Regions from separate parts of the Mus musculus genome. Here region 1 is linked to region 2. A link is a loop called in an ENCODE intact Hi-C map of the cell type or tissue named here. Cell type or tissue: left cerebral cortex. All regions are shown on one strand. Each heading gives the region's core, and the rest is flanking DNA. Links, peaks and the distances in the headings are about the cores only.

What was found. Hi-C counts contacts between places; a loop is a spot of excess contacts. Peaks named below come from ENCODE experiments on the same cell type or tissue, not always from the same donor. Only the 100,000 strongest peaks of a DNase experiment are listed, where the experiment ranks them.
Region 1: it touches region 2 in a loop (9-fold over the local background); 23 of 42 quality-filtered maps call a loop at or near these places.

Annotation. Positions count from the first base shown.
Region 1 is chr6:136,917,138-136,925,470 of GRCm38, reverse strand. It overlaps Erp27 (endoplasmic reticulum protein 27), which reads left to right and starts at 3,291. Exons shown (of 7, transcript NM_026983.2): 1 at 3,291-3,442; 2 at 3,642-3,742; 3 at 5,464-5,601. The coding sequence starts at 3,349. It overlaps Arhgdib (Rho, GDP dissociation inhibitor (GDI) beta), which reads left to right. Exons shown (of 6, transcript NM_007486.5): 6 at 1,145-1,811. The coding sequence ends at 1,344. In left cerebral cortex, for the core only: a CTCF peak has its summit at 4,696 (motif pointing right); DNase peaks (open chromatin) are centred at 216, 3,660 and 4,691.
Region 2 is chr6:136,856,518-136,864,850 of GRCm38, reverse strand. Art4 (ADP-ribosyltransferase 4) reads left to right here and starts at 7,251. Exons shown (of 3, transcript NM_026639.2): 1 at 7,251-7,688. The coding sequence starts at 7,608. In left cerebral cortex, for the core only: a CTCF peak has its summit at 3,674 (motif pointing left); a DNase peak (open chromatin) is centred at 3,661.

The DNA.
Region 1 (8,333 bases), core at 128-8,127, 61 kb before region 2:
GACAGAGCCCAGTCCCCAAAGCCACAGAAGAGCCAAGGGAAGTTATGATTTGATGTGATTGCAGGACATGGGAACCAGTCTATCAAATTCCAGAGACGATTGGGGGCCTGAGACACACTGTTGGCCTTGCTAGTGTCTGCTCGGGTGAAAACCCAGCTCAGTTTCCTACTTCCTCCCAGCCCAGAGGCAGCGCTGACTCACGTCAGCGAGCAGCCCCTGGCATGTGTGCAGTTGTCCCTCTAAAGTGTGCAGCAGTTAGAAGGGTAGCTGTACCCGCCTCCCAGCTCTCTGTGCCATTTAAACCCCAGCTGTTCTGAATTCACACCCCAGCGTTCCCCTCCCTCGTAAGTACAGTTGGTTGACCTCATGTACCAAATTCTCTGTTTTTTTTTAAACTTTTGACCAATTTGCTGATCTCCCCTCTCACCTAACATTCAGATTCCTAAATTCTATATATCCTGATCCCCAGATGTCACAGTGACCCTCTCTCTAACTAAGACATTCATAGAATGACATTGAAGTCTGTAATATAGAGAAAGAAAGAACGCCCTGCAAGCTGCCAATCTTGAACTGCTTCAAACCTGGGGTCAGAATGTAGGTCTCTCAACTTGTTTGCCTACCTGACTGTCCTCTGTCAGTTTTTAACGGTGCAATCTGCTACATCTCTGGAAAGAGATTTCAGGCCCACCGACTTAAGTCACGCCATACTATGGCTTAATAATCAGAATCAACTCTGACACTTTTACTGAAACTCCACCCCCCAAGTATGGGGAGTGAGGGGCAAAATGAGTCACATTTTTCAAAGGAATTTGGGGTCTTAAGGATGCTTTAGTATATCTGTCTGGAGGGACTGTTTGGGCTCTGAGACAAGGTCTCCTGTGTGTGCATGCAGCTCGACCTGGTCTTAAACTTGTTCGTACCTTAGCTTCCCTGATACTACAAATGGAATTGTGCACACCTGGCTTAGTTATAAAAAGGAAAGAAACGGAGAAAGAAAGAAAGAGAGAGAGAGAGAGAGATGTTCGGCCAGGCTTGGACACTTGCTTCAGCTTCTGCCCATGTGAGCTGCGTACCAGGCTCTCCCATTTTTAGTTTCTTTTCTGACACCAGACTCTCACACTAATAGCCCTTTCTTTCTTCCCAGTGGATAAAGCCACATTCATGGTTGGCAGCTATGGGCCCCGACCAGAGGAGTACGAATTCCTCACTCCAGTAGAGGAAGCTCCCAAGGGCATGCTGGCCCGAGGCACTTACCACAACAAGTCCTTCTTCACGGATGACGACAAACAGGACCACCTCACCTGGGAATGGAACCTGGCCATTAAGAAGGATTGGACAGAATGAGTGCGTCTGTCCGTCCCTCCTGTCACCTTCCTCACCCACCAGAAGAGTTCTCCCGACCATGTTGATCATCACAAACTCCCTCCTCCCTCCCTGTTCCTAGCTAGGCCCTTTCTCTGTCACACACACACACACACACATTTCATCACCAATATGTTTTATCTTACCCCATCTCTCAGAGTGTTCCCTGCAAATGAGACTTAAAACCCTGGCTTCTCCCACCTTGAGTCCTGAAGGTCAAGAAATGGGCAAGCTCCGGCTGACGCCTCCTTGGCCTTCTGTTCAGAAGTTTATTCTTGCCACTGGGTTCTTCCGGTTCGATGAACCCCGTTGTCTTCTCTGCCAAGGGGAGCTCTCCTTTTGTGGGAGACACTGTAAACAACACCAAAGGAAAAGAATAAAATCGTTGTGTGTGTGACTGAGAACCTCATTTGCTTTCCTTTGCCCTTAAATAAATATGGTACCAGAAAGCCCACATTGTGAGTTGTCTTATGCATGGGCGTATGGATGAGAGCCATGGTACAGGGGATATGTATGTCTTTGCCAACGGGTTGTCACAATATAATGGTCAGTGAATGTTAATAATACAGAGGATGAACATTCTAAATCTCATTGATTGTGTAATATTTTCTTAGAATGGCCTCATCTAAGATTGAGATGAACACCCCACTGCCTGTAGAAACCTCTTCTTAGCCTTGACTCGTGGGTCAAATCAGGCTGTCTCCTGCTTCGTGGGCTCCCAACATCTACTGATGAAGAAGTGGAAGCGTCAACGCTACTTCATTGTATTACGTCACATAAAGGCCTATCGCAAGATGGTCTCCACACGGATCACTCTCTTCCTTCCCATGATTCTCAGTGACTAAAGTTCTTTCACATTCTGTTTTCACCTCTAGATTTTTGGCTCTTCCCCGTTAAATCCCTTGTGATTGGTTAATAGTGATCATCAGCTTGACAGACTCTAGAGCCACCTAGGAGAAGAGCCCCCGAGGCCTGCTTGTGAGGGAGTTTCTAAATTAGGTTCATGGAGGTGGGAAGACTCACCCTACCTATGGGTGGTGTCCTTCCGTGCCGGGACATATTACAATGGAGAAAGCAGGCTGAACACCACCATCCCTCATCATCATTCCTAACTGTGGGTATAGTGTGACCAGCCGTCTCGATCTCCTGCAGGGTGCCTTCCTCCCTGCCGGGTGCCTTCCTTGCTGTGATTGACTGCACCCTCAAACTGGGAACCAAAATAAACCCCACCTTCTTTAGGTTGCTCTGGTCACTTAAAATATTTTCTCACAGCAGGGAAAAGCAACACAAGTCCGTTCCACATTTTGATGCCCAGAGCCTATTCGCCCAGGCCTCTGTCTGTAGCGACTTCGAGGCAGACATCCTCCATCAAATCCCACATGGCCCTAAGAGTTCCCCGTGTCTCTCACAGCAGCCTATGAATTTTTCTGTGTTTTACCACTCTCTGATACATGTTTAAATCATGGATTTTTGTGTTCACCTCTCCCATCAAGAATGTAAGCTGAGCTGGGCAGTGGTGGCGCACGCCTTTAATCCCAGCACTTGGGAGACAGAGGCAGGCAGATTTCTGAGTTTGAGGACAGCCTGGTCTACAGAGTGAATTCCAGGACAGCCAGGGCTACACAGAGAAACCCTGTCTCAAAAAACCAAAACCAACCAATCAAACAAACAAACAAAAACAAACGTAAGCTGAGAGGCACTGGGTCAGCTCACAGCCATATTTATAGACTGCTTAAATCAATAAGCCGCATAGAGTACCTACATATTTTTTTTTATTATTTAAATGAACGGACCCGACTTCCTTCTGGCTGGATATGTTCCAGAGCTCTTCCACTGTGAGCCACTTATCACAGAAGGTGAAAGTTCCCCCCTGGAGTCAGCTGCAAGGTTCCCAGAGCTCTTATAACACACAACCACTTCAGTTCACCAGCCTGTCCTGGATTGGCACCCACTCTCAACATCTACAGTGGGCACCAGAGAGCAACAATGAAAATCACCAGGTCTAGATGCCTAATCCTCTCGTTTGTCCTCGTGTGTGGGCTGGTTCCAGAGGTTACAGCAGATGTGGAAGAAGCCACGGGTAAAAGAAAGAAAAATAGAAAAAGAAAAAAGGGGTGGGGGTGGGGCAGTGGTGTGGCCACAGTGAAGCTGCCATGAGGAAAAGACAGGGACAGGGACTCGAGAAAATACCATGCGTGCTTTCATTCCAAACTAGAAATTTTCCAGACGCTTCTGGGTTAAGATGCATATTGCCCACACTTCCTCTCCTCTCACTGCAGATGGTCTCAGCACTACCCAGGAACCCATATGGCTCACAGACGTCCCAGCCACCGTGGAACTCATCGCTGCTGCTGAAGTGGCAGTCATAGGCTTCTTCCAGGTTTGTGATACACCCCACCTGCATACCCATAATCGGGCATCTTGGCTTTAAGGTAGTCAATCCAGGGGCCTGTTGGGCTAGTGACATTTGGGAGTGAGAGGGCACACACTCTGCTTTCAGATTATCATCCAAGGTTCTTTTGTTTCAAAGCTGTCTGCCCTCCGCATGAGGTCTTTCACTCGCTTGCTTCAGGGTCTCTGAGTCTCATGGCTGAATCTCCTTACCTGTGGACACTTTGAAAGAAAGCAGGTGTCAGCAGGGAGTCAGTCAAATCTCATCGTTGTCCTAAATGCCCTAAACTCCCTGAGTCTGGACCCATAGAACCCTGCTCACAGGCGGAAGGGAAAGTAGAGGCACTTTTAAATTTTATTCGTTTATTCATTAATTTATTATTCAAGATAGGGTCTCAAAACTAAGGCCAGCCTAGAACTTGCAGTGTAGCCTGTGCTTCTCTCACATGGACAATCCTCCTGCCTCAGCCTCCTGAGTAGTGGTCTAAAAGGACTATGCCACACACTCAGGCCAAACCAATAAAACCTGGAAACACTTTTCACAGGATGTGCTAAAAAAAAAAAAAAAATAGGGAGGCCTTCACTCGTCTTTCTCGCCTTCTCCGAATACTGAAGAAGGTGACAGGATAACTGACAGCTTCCTCATTGGCTGTAGGCTAACACGTAGACAGTCACACACAAGAGGGTCTCATCCCAGCCTTTCCCTCTCGCTCTGCTAATAGCAGATGGCAATCCTCACAGCTAATCCAGCCGTTCTTCAGACATTCTTGTCTACTTCCATCCCTTGATTCCAACCCACAGTCACCCTGTCCATTCCGTGTACACAGCTGGAAATGGCTGAGATGGGGTGCCAGCAGGAGTCCGGTTTTGGTGCTAAGGGACTGAGTTTCAGAAAGGAAAGAGCAAAGAATGAGAAGGGTGTAGTAACACAAGAGACCACCAGATGGAGCCATCGGGTCCTTGAGCAATTCAATTCCAAAGCCCAGATTACAAACCAGGGAGCCCTCCAACAAATGTCCACAGCTTCTAAGTGAATGCCCTCTTCCTTTCAAAAGAGCGAGTCTCCAGTTCTGTCTTGTGATCCCAGACTCGAGAGTAGCAACCGTCCCTTCTCCTTTCACATGGCCTTTAGCTCAGTGAGATGTAGGTTTACTCTTGTGTACTTCCTGGAGCTTCTGTGGACAGCCGTCCTGACACAGCAAGGACTACAGTGGTAGTGTCCGTGGGAGGAGAGAGGCCATCACTAATGACTGGACTCCCAGCTTCCTAACTGCGGGCCTGGGGTACAACAGGTGCACAGGCCATTAAGTACCCTCATGCGCAAGCCTGAAAGGATCCCTGGAAGGGGGGGACATGACCTCAGCTCCTGCACATCTCCTGAGGACCATGCTAAGCCCCTGCTCCTTTATGTTACATCTTCCTGTTCCTCCACAAATTGTTCCCAAAACATTTGCTTCTCTGGGTGCTTGAATGGCTATATCGTCCATCTTCACAGACCTCTGGACACCAAGGCATCCCTCAGCTACAGGTAGAATTCAGGCTGTACGACTAGCCCACACAATTTTGATAATAACCAATATTCTCACAGAGCCTGGGACACTCAAAAATGACACTGCAAGTATAGCCTGCATGTGTAAGGATAACGTCTGGCATGAGCATATCTTTCTTCCTTCTATGTCTCTTCACTTGTTTGCTTTGTTTTGTCTTTAGGATTTAGAAATACCGATCGTGTCTGTGTTCCGGAGCATGGCACGACAGTTCCAAGATGTATCGTTTGGAATCAGCAACCATTCTGAGGTCCTGACCCATTACAATGTCACCAGCAACAGCATCTGCCTCTTTCGACTGGTAAGACGGGCTGGCAGCTCCAGCCTTCCTCTAGTTTTCCCTTGTGAGATGGGAAAGAACTCTTTGTCTTTGACACTAACGTTGGTGCCAAGTTCAGGGACATTGTTGACCAGGAGAGTGACTCAGTTCAGGCTGGCAAAGCAGGTGGGGATGCGGCTTGCAGAGAACAGGAACTGAGAGCCAAGATGGGGCAGTAAAGGTGCTGCTTGGTCCCTTGCCAGAGAAACGGAGTGGGTCAGCTGTTTAGTGTGTATTAGCTTCTTATAGCTATAGAATAAAAGGTCTGACCGTATTATCTCCAAGGTCATGTTAAATAGGGAAGTGCACACACATACACACACACACACACACACACACACACACACACACACACACACCAGGGATGGTGTGACAGACAGATAGACAGACAGAGACCAGGAGTTTTATGATATATATCATACATACATGTGCATATATATATACACATATATAATGAGGTTTGATGTAGCTCAGGATGGCTACTCGATTCATAGATGAAGATTACCTTAAACTTCTTATCCTCCACTTCCTAAATTACTGAGATTACAGGTGTGCCCCACCTACGCAGCGCCGGAGAATCAAACCCAGGGCTTCATGTGCTTTAGGTAATCGCACCATCAACTGAGCTACATGCCCGGCCCCATAATTTTATCTGTTCATATGCTGAGCATTTGACTTAAGTTTATCAAACATTTTATTAGACAGCTCTTACGTGGAAGGAGCTTGTGATAAAAACATATTGAATATACTGTCTGCTCTCATAGATCTTACATCAGAGTGAAGATTATAATCTAATACAGAACGCCACAATAGGTAAGGTGTTACAGGAGTGGAAATAGTGTGAATATATATATATATATATAAACAATACAAAGGGGACAGCTAAACTGGGAAGTGTATGTTAGAGAAACTAGGGTACTCTAAAGAAGGATCATGGCCAAAGGAGAAAAACTAAATGTACTTAAGAATCAACGATGCCAACGTGACCCCAAGGCACAGGGTACAGGGAAAGGCATAGAAGAGAGGGAGGGTTTATTAGAACCACATTTGTGCTAAAACCACAGTACCAGCGCCTTAGATTTGCACTTAACTTGATTGGTATTTGGAAAGCCTTTGGATCAGTAAAGCAGCATGGACAGGAGTGAGCTTTAGCAAGGTTATTTTGGAAACAAAGAATAAGATGGACTATTAGGAAAAAGGTATGCGAAGTGAGAGACCTTGCTAGCTAAGCAAAATGGACTTCGTGACGCTTAGTGAAGGTCTGCAGTGGCTGGAGAGACAGCCTAGAGGCTAAGAGTGCTGGACGTCTTGCAGAGAGCCTGGGTTTCATTCCCAGTAGCCACATTGCATCTCTCAACTTCAGATCCGGATCTGACTGCATCTTCTGGCCTTCTCAAACATGAAGCACACAGGTGGGTCACAGACTGACCCGTAGGCAAAATATCCACCCATATATACTTAAATAGACATAAAGAATTTATAGTGGAGAAGTAGCAATAGAAGTAATAGAAAAGGTGCTATGCCAAGCTAGGAGATTCAGCCCTGTGAGCCCAGCAGTCAGGAGTCTAAGGCAAGAGGACCACAGGTTCAAGCCCCCCCCCACACACACACACAAAAGAGCCGAGCAATCCTGCTGGTAGTGTAAACTTTGCTTACAATGTATCCTTTATAAAGCCCTGTTGGTGGCTCTTTTGGGCTCTGCCCCCTTCCTTAGCATCTGGTTTATGTCGACCACTAGTGACAGCCCTACTTTGAGTGAAGTCTTGGAACTTTGGTGGACAAAATTTATGTGCCATGCCAGAAAATAAACAGGCTGGTTTTGTGCCACCTCCTTGGCAGTGCTTGGAAAGGCTGGAAAGGCCAACTGTTACATAAACACATTTCTCAGTTTACATTTCCAAAGGTTGGCTACATATGTTAATAAGATTATCCTTCAGGAGTTCAGAGTAACTGTAACAAAGGGAAACGGGGGGGGGGGGGGGAACCATTTTATTTTACATTGGGGAACAGAAGCCTATGGCAAACTTTCTGGGAAAGGCTTTCAACTTAGATCCACATTTTATCATTTTCAGTTTTCCACAGTTTGCTTATTTTTTTTCTGCAGTTTGGTGTGTGTGTGTGTGTGTGTGTGAGTGTGTGTGTGTGTGTGTGTGTGTGTGTTTGTCTGTCTGTTTGTCCATCTGCCTATCTGTGTGTATGTGTCTAATCTATGATAGCCATTATTATAGTTCTCACAAAATATGAAGAGAGACTATGAGCCATGAATTTTCAATACTGAATAAGCATCAGGTAGATTGAAGCAACTCGCCAGAGTTTCACAACCGTCAGGTAGCGCCTGACTCCGTACTCCGCGTCCCCTGTCTACTGCATTACAGCGGCTCTCTAGAGCACTCAAGGACAGTCCTCTTAAAGCTCTAGTAATGATTTGTTTGCATTCACACATGTGTCTCTGTGTGTCCGTGTCTCTGTATGTTCTTTTGAGTGCTACAAAGGCCGGAAAACAGTGTCAGACCCGCCGGAGCTGGAGTTACAGGCAGCTGTGAACCATCTGTAGTGGGTACTGAGACCTGAATTCAGATATTCTACAGGGGTTCCAAGCACCCTTAACCACTGAACCATTTCTCTAGCCCCAGAAGAAAATCTCTATTTTTACACTAGGCTGTATTTATTTAATGTTCCTTATTCTGAAGTCTCCGTTTCAAAACTTTATCCCA
Region 2 (8,333 bases), core at 152-8,151:
GATTCACGTCCCTGTTAAAAATCTCCCTGTGATGAACAAGCCTCCGCCCGTCTCGGCACCCTATAACATGTTCCATAATGACCGCTTCTGAAGATTCATCTACCTCTGTGACCTGAAAGCCAAGACTAAGGTCACGGAGTCCGAGGTTGGGTCTGGCCCACGTGATCAAGCAAGAGACCAGGCATGTCGGCTCCCCATCCTATCCCGCTGCTGGCTTAGATCATCATGGTTCAAATCACGGGGAGAATTAGAACTGGCCATTCTACCGGTCAATATGTGAACAGTGTCTAAGCTGGACTCCGAGTGTGAGTAGCTGTTTTTCCTGCTCATTAGTCACAAAATGTCAATGTTTATGTGACTGCAGTTGGAATCCAGAGGCACCAGATTGACCAAAACTTTCCTTTCTCAACATTACAGTTTTGTACACAACTTACATGAAAGCGTAACTGCGGTCGCTCGCACATTGGCTGCAAAACAATGTTTTCCTTGACAGCAATTAGGGTTTTGCCCAAAGATCTGCCAGCCTGAAACAACATTTAAAGACATATTTTTTTAATTAAGGAAAGAAAATTACTATTAATGAAGCGATGAAACCACATGCTAAGACCAGAAAACCTATGTTACGTTTCAGCTAAAATGTGTCTTGCTGGTTTCTACATTAGGATAACAGTATCGAGTTGTTCAGTTAACACATTTACAATCAAAAGTGTGTTGAACTTGAAAAGCCTTTGTTTGCAAGATATACACTGCACCATCTTCTTCTATAGGAACAATGACAACAAAATACAGTCATCCTTAAAACATCCATGACAGAATAGGAATCCACTGAGCTAGCAAGACCAAATCAGGAAGCCTTTAAGATGCTATTTTCCCCCACTGTGTACGCACCTAAAGAAAAGCTCACTTAGCCACTGGCACAACTGATGCCATGTGTATGACATCTCTAAGGATCTGCAGAGCTCACCTGGGAAGCTGGAAAGCATCTAAAACAAAAATCTCTTGTCTCTACCTGGCTTTACGGGACCTAAGCTGCTGGCAATAAAAGAGGTCAAGTTCTAGAACAAATTAGATATTTAAAATTAAGCCAACTCTAGGTAGACATGGCGGCACAAGCCTGTAATTGTAGCATCTTAGGAGAGGCAGGAGGATCAGGGTTACAAATGGTACTTGGATAGCTTGAGGCCACCTGGATTACGTGAGACCCTGTGATGAAAATAAATAATAATCTGTCAAACAAAAAGGATGGAAATATTGCATTGCCATAACCCACGGTGATGTCTCTAAGGACCGTGGGAACTGGGAAAAAATTTGTCTTAGAGCCTAGAGAAGCTGCAAGAAAAACAGAAGGGAAAATTAAGTAGACGTGTGTGTAAGATTCCAGAGAATGTGGAAACTATGAGGTGTGGATCCCTGCCTACCAGTGTCCAGCTCAGCTCCAGTTGTATTTCCGTGGGTTGCCCTATGTCTTAGCAACGGTCTGACTTCCTTGTCTGTATCCTGGAGACCCTCGACTTCATGCACAATTGGCAGCTAATTGTATTAGGAGTTAACATCTTACTTAGGGGTGTGTGTGTGTGTGTGTGTGTGTGTGTGTGTGTGTGTGTGTGTGTGTATCATAATTTTCTCACCTCTTCCAGTCTGGTGTCCCCTGCTTTTTCCTTACTGCTGGGCCTGTTGTAGGTGGAGGAGGGGACTCTCTCTCCTGGCACAGCCTTGAACTTAGTTTGTGGGAAAGAATTGAGAATAAACATACACTTCTCTTGGGTCTGGGTTTCTCGAAGTTCCTAAAATAATTCACCTATGCACACACATAAAGTTCAAAACCTTCCCTGCAAGTGACGCTGCAGATGCTCACGTAAGACAGGTCCAGTCCTGTGCTCTCCCAACCATCGCCTCCATCCTGTTTCCTATGGATGAGCCCACTCACTGTATCCCTGAAGGAGGTCCTCCCTGTGTCTAGGGAGAGGAGGAAGCGCCTGCTTCACATTGTTTTCAGTTGCTGAGTACTTCGGACTGGGAAAGTTATCAAGAAGGAAGAGGTTTTGTAGGCAGAGTCTTGTGTAGGCTGAGAAAGGTGTAACCATGCCTGGTTTTACACCAGTTCTGAGGGGTGAACTCAGAGGCTCATGAATGCTAACAGAGCATCCTTCCAACTCGGCCACATCCTCGGCCTCAATAAGGGAGACCAAAGAACTCAGGGTGAAAAGCACTTGCCACCAAGACCGATGACCTGGGCCATCAGAGTGGAGGAAGAAGACCCATTCCTTTACATTGTCCTGACTGCCAACACGCTAGCTGTGCATCTCCCTAGGTTTTAACAATTTTTTTTAAAGTAAAGATTTATTTAGCACATGGCTTTGCAGAGTGGGATTCCCAATCCCTACTAAGGCCTTCTTCCCGCTTCTCAACATAGCAGAGGTGTCACTTGGCTGGAACACGGAGCTACAAGGCCTACATCGTTCCAGGCTCTGTTATGTCCAGCTGTAGCACGGAGAGTGTTTTACAGGAAGACAGTGAGCGTTTTAACTCCATGAGAGCTGTTCGCAGGATAACACCCACCCACCCTTGCAAGGCTCTGGGGACTTCGCAGAGACGGGTGGCAGAACAGGAAGGGTTGGAGTCATGGAGTACCAAGGTATAACAGTGACCACTGGAAGCGGCAGCACCTCTGTCTTCTGGAACCCACAGCAGCTCTGGTCTCCGGCACAAGGCTAAGCCAACGAGCATTCTAACATGGAGTGGAGAGTCTTATGAGTCCCCACCCTAAATGAGACGCTATCGATGGCCAATGGCTTCTGGGAAGGCAGACTATTCTTCTTTAGGTGGGTGTCCCCTGGACGGTCAAGCACACTCCTGTGGATGGCCCCGAACCCATGAGTATATGGGTAGCACACATGGACTTGGTGGGATATTTGTAAAAAGGATGCAAAGTTGGGAGAGGCCGGGGGAGGTGGGATGCAGACTCAGGAGGAGCTGGGGGAGGGGCGGAAAAGCAATATGATCAGAATGGACTGCATAAGATCTTCAAGGAGCTGATAAACATATTATAGTGTTCAGAGGTCTGTCCAGAATAAAGGAATGTATGGGGAGGATGAGCAGCACTGGGTACTGACATTTCACCACAGTCCCTCCCTCCCTCCCTTGTTCATTCATTCATTCATTCATTCATTCATTCATTCAACAAACACTTCTCCAGCTGTTGTAGGGCTCAGGTACAGCCTAAGATGCTTTCTTGATAGGGCAGAGAGTGGATTGATTCACAGTCACCGCGGTAGCTGACAGCTTCACTCACTTCTCTGAGGATGTTGACGGTAAATGATAACTGAGAGTTACAAAGTACAGGCAGCTTAAAAATGATTTGACTGTCGAATACGGGGCCTCTACCAAACTCCTCTCCTGGCAACAGCACGGATTTCTAGCAGTAAGATGCCTCGTCGATAAAACCGACACACGGGTGAGAGTTCAAGATCTCAACAGGAGCTGCTGAGAATCGAGTAGGGCTATACAAGCATCTCCCACCCCTAAACTCTAGGCAAGACCCTCCCAGTGACTAAACTACTTAATGTAAGGCCTGAAAAAAAATCACACTGAAAAACACTTTCCTTTTCCTCCTGCAACACACAACACAGGGAATCACATTAAATGTTATCAAAGTTCCTGCTGCCCTCTACTGGTCTAAGTCTAGAAGTGGCATTCACAGTAAGAATGTTAGCGAACGCTGCCCAAACAATAATTACAAACTGACACCACTCATTTCGAGCTTGGGGAGACAGTGGAGTATGAAGGACAGGAGAGTAAGTAACTCGTTCAATTTCCCAAAACCTCACCTCAGTAGCCACATCTAGGGAGTGAAAGTTAAGGTGACTCTTTCGGGACTGGAGAGGTGGCACAGATGTTAACAGCACTTACTGCTCTTGCAGAGAACCTGAGTTCAATTCCCACACAGAGAGGTTCACACCTACCTATCAAACCTGAGGGTGTGGGTTCACAGCCACCTATCAAACCTGAAGATGCGATGCCCTCCTCTGACCTCCACAGGCACCAGGCACACATGTGGCAAACAGATACATGAAAGCAAAACATTCATCCAATAAAAATGAAGATAAAAGGTTCTAAATGTCTCTACTCCTGACTCTCTTGCAGGCTGAGAAAACAAGCATAAAGCCAAACAGAAGAGGTGCCCAGCAGAGTCTCTCACGAAAGCAGGAGTCTGACCTCGCTAACCTTCCTGAGTCTGTGAGGCCCAGCAAGATGTCTCACCTTAAAGCTAGCTTAGCCAGTGTGTGAATGAGTGAGGAGCACGGTGGTAACGCTCAGATTCTAACTCCAGTTCTTGCCATGCCTCCAATACCCAGGAGCAGCTGGTAATGGGGAATCTAAGAATTTCAAACATCTTAAGAGGCCATTTCAAACATCGCTGGTGGCTGCCATTAAACCTAAATATACACATTCATATCTCAGCGGTCAGTTCTCTCGATTATGTCTTCAAGCATACAGAAAACACACTCAGGCTCGTGCTGCAAGCATGTCCGAGAGTTAGCAACGATAGTCCAAAACGGAACATTAAAGGGAAGGCACTCAGTGGTCCCTTAGCAGGAGCACCTAATGAAAGACTATTATACAACCGCAAAACCTAAGTCCTGCATGTCGGCCTCAAGGGCATTACGCTGAGTGGGGAAAGGTTAAAAAACATCAACACCCTGTGTGCTTTGTTTATCCAATATCCTTCAAGTGACAAATCTGCAGGGGCAATGGGAAAACAGTTATTTCTAGAGATTAGGGGTGGCAGGGAGGAGAGAGAAGCCATGACTCCTAGAGGTCACAAGGTCACGATTAGGTTTATGTAGTGATATGTAGTTTTCCATTTTTCTTATATTTTATTTATTTGTCTATTTATTTGTGTGTGAGAGAGAGGGTGTTCTGCCTGCTTGCAAGTCTACGCAGCACATGTGTACCTTTTGTCTGTGGAGACTGGATGAGGATATAAGACCCCCTGTAGCTGGAGTTACAGTTCACTGTGAGCTGCCGTGTGGGTGCTGGGAGTCAAACCCAGCTCCTCTGTGAGGGTGGCAAACCGTCTTACCCACTGAGCCATCTCTCCAGCCCCTGGATTTACATCTTTATAGTGGCCGAGTGCGTCTCCTAAAGGCTCTGCAAGTGATGAAAGGCGACAGACGTGCACACGTTCCATTCCACCAGAATCTGTCTCCTGGCTGTCATACTGTGTCATGGTTCATGAGACACAGCTACAGGAAAGAACTGTGTGTGGCAGAGCACACAGGCTTCACTGTGCCGGGTCAAATCCATGGCCAGTTCAAATTGCTGTTAGGTTAAAGGTAAGTTTAAGACTTACAGAGCCGCTGGCTGTGGCGACAAACACCTTTAATCAGAGCACTCAGGGAGCAGGGGCAGCATATCTCTGTAACACTGAGGCCAGTCTACACAAACTGTTCCAGGCTAGCCAAGGCTACAGAGTTAGACTCGGTCACAAAGAAGGGGGGAGGGAGGAAGAAGAAAAGAAGGGAAGAAAGAGAAAAATGAACCACAGAGTAAAATCTTATTTAAAAGCCATTTTTAAAGTCCATTAAGAAACTGGCTGAGTTTCACCTCCTCGCGGTACATTCTCTATGCTTGCCCTTGCCTAATCCTCGCTAGTTCCGATGTCTCCACCTATGCACCTATTCTGATCCTGAGCAGCTAGTCAATTTTGTCAAGTATTAGGTATTAGTGGGAAACAGTAAACATGGCTTTATCTTAAGTTTGGAGCTCTTGAGCACATCTGTAATCCCAGCACTCCTGAGACAGGGACAGAGAATCAAGAATTCAAGGCAAGTTCGAGCTACACACACACACACACACACACACACACACACACACACACACACACACATTAATAGTAAATGTTACAGTGCTGGCTGCTGATGCAGCTGCATTGGTCGAGTGCTTGTCTAGCATAAAGGCCTGGCAGTCTGACCCCCCAGTACCATAGAAACAGGTTATGATGGCTTACCCCTGCTATTCCAGTACCCAGGAGATAGAGACAGAGGATCAAAGATTGAGTGTCAGCCTCAGTTCCATATTGAGTTCAAAACCAGCCTCGGATATATGAGACACTATCTTGAAAAAAACCCTTGAAAAATTAATCATTAGGGCTGGAAAGACGGCTCTGCTGGGAAGGCACTGGCCATGCAGCTCACAGGAACTCATCAGGCAGAGCAACAACAGAACAAACGCAGCACGCGCCTGCAGTCCTAGTATGGGGACGCAGACACGGGGCTTCTCAATCCACTACCAAATCTGTGAGCTCCAGGTTCACTGAAAGCCCGGATCAAAAACTAAGGTGGAGAGTGAGGGGTAGGAAGACACTCAAGTTGAACACACACACAAGCACACACACACACACACACACTTGTGAGAAACAAACAAATAAATAAATAAAACATTAATGGGAAACAAACAGTATACAAAGTCTTGTGATTTCACTTCTGCTCTGTGTGTGTGTGTGTGTGTGTGTGTGTGTGTGTGTGTGTGTGTTGTGGGTATAAAGCCAAAATGTAAATCAAAATAGTGGCTTTCTCCAAGCAATCATTTTGAATAATTAGCGTTCCTTCTTTTATGCTTCTATGACTTGGGAAACTTCAGACAGACCAATATTTAACGTGGTAAAAAGAAAGCAGGACCACAATTCCCAAGAACGGAATTTGGTTCTTGTCACAGTTAGATAAGAGGCAGGGAACATAAACAACGTCTGCGAGCCAGCAGACTCTGAAAGGTCGGGAGTAGTGGAAGGACAGCCAGACTTGAGCAGGAAATGTGGTTAACAGTGGAAAGTCGGACTTAACTCCTGCCTGCGGGCCTCATTGCAGATTACAATAGATAGAAAACCTGAAGCTCTCAAAAGAAATAAACATTCAAAGCTGTGACTCCAACAGCCCCCGTCTCTGAACGGGGATGTTTCAAACACACCGTGGAGAGGCAGCAAAGAACACACAACATTAAAAGCCTGTGCTGCTGGAGGGCAATCATTCCAGGGCAGGGCTATCAGCACTGCCAGATGAGCCTGACACAGGTCCACCTTAAGATCGCATCTCCCCAGCTGCGCTTCATGTGCCACTGCAGTGGCTCACAGGGAAAGCCTGGGGCTGCAGATAATGGGACTTGGCCCGAGTACTCCTGGAGCATGCCTTTTCTTGTCGATCTGGGAAAGGCAAGGCTGAACTGCACAGCCTGACCCTGAACAGACCCTTGGCATTCCCCTGCATGCCGACTAGACAGAGAGACGGTTTTTGCCTTCTTTACACTGAAAACCATTCTGTGCCGCGCACATCTGGCCCTTTCGCGGAGACTTCAACACTGCAAAGGCGCTAGACTTCTACCTTGGAGGAAACTGTCGGTTGTTGAGGTTGTTGATATTCAACAGAAGTCACAGTTGCGGCAGGAGCAGAACCTCAGACACAGCCGGAAAAGAAAATGCCAAAGGAGGACTCTAGAGCGTATTCTGGGACGAGGCTTTCAGAATAAAGAAGTGTTGCTGACACAAACCACCAAGCTGCCCACTGACCAGTAGATCTAAGAGAACGTGTCTACCAAGTGCTACAGACAGGAGGATGGCGCTGTGGCTTCCAGGAGGGCAGCTCACCCTGCTGCTACTGCTCTGGGTCCAGCAGACACCCGCGGGGAGCACTGAGGTAGGGGCTATCGAAAAGTTGGTCTCTCATGATCAACGATGCACCAACAGGCTATTCACCTGGGGGCCACCTAATTGCTAAGAACTTAGCCACTGGCAATCTAAGAATAAACAATGTTAGTAAAGAGTGACAGGGAAAATTGCTATAAAAATTAAAAATTTTTAAGTCATAAATCTGGCATAATTGATGTGAGTGCCATTGAGTTATTTTCCCGATTCTTTTAAGTATTAAAGCAATGATTCCACCGGGGCAATAATGTAGACTAACCTGTTTAACTCAAAACCGCTTTATACAGATAGCACACATTTGGAGTATCCTAATTTTAAATATCTATAAACTAAAAATAAGCTAATGATAATGGGTGACACAGGAAACATTTGAGATCTGGAGACATGTTAAAAATGTGTCAGAGTTCATTTTGATATTTGACAGAATGTGATTCTTGGCTTGGATTAATGGAAGCTTGTTTTAAAATCTGGTGCACTGGTTCACATCATCCAATCAGTCTGTAAAATTGACTCTAGATTGTATGTAACTAGACAGCATGACATCATAAATCACACGGTTAAAATACCAAACCGTGTGTTCTCTAGCTCCGCCCCCAACAACGCTGGCCTTGGGCAGAATCTTGCCTTTTGGTGAGTG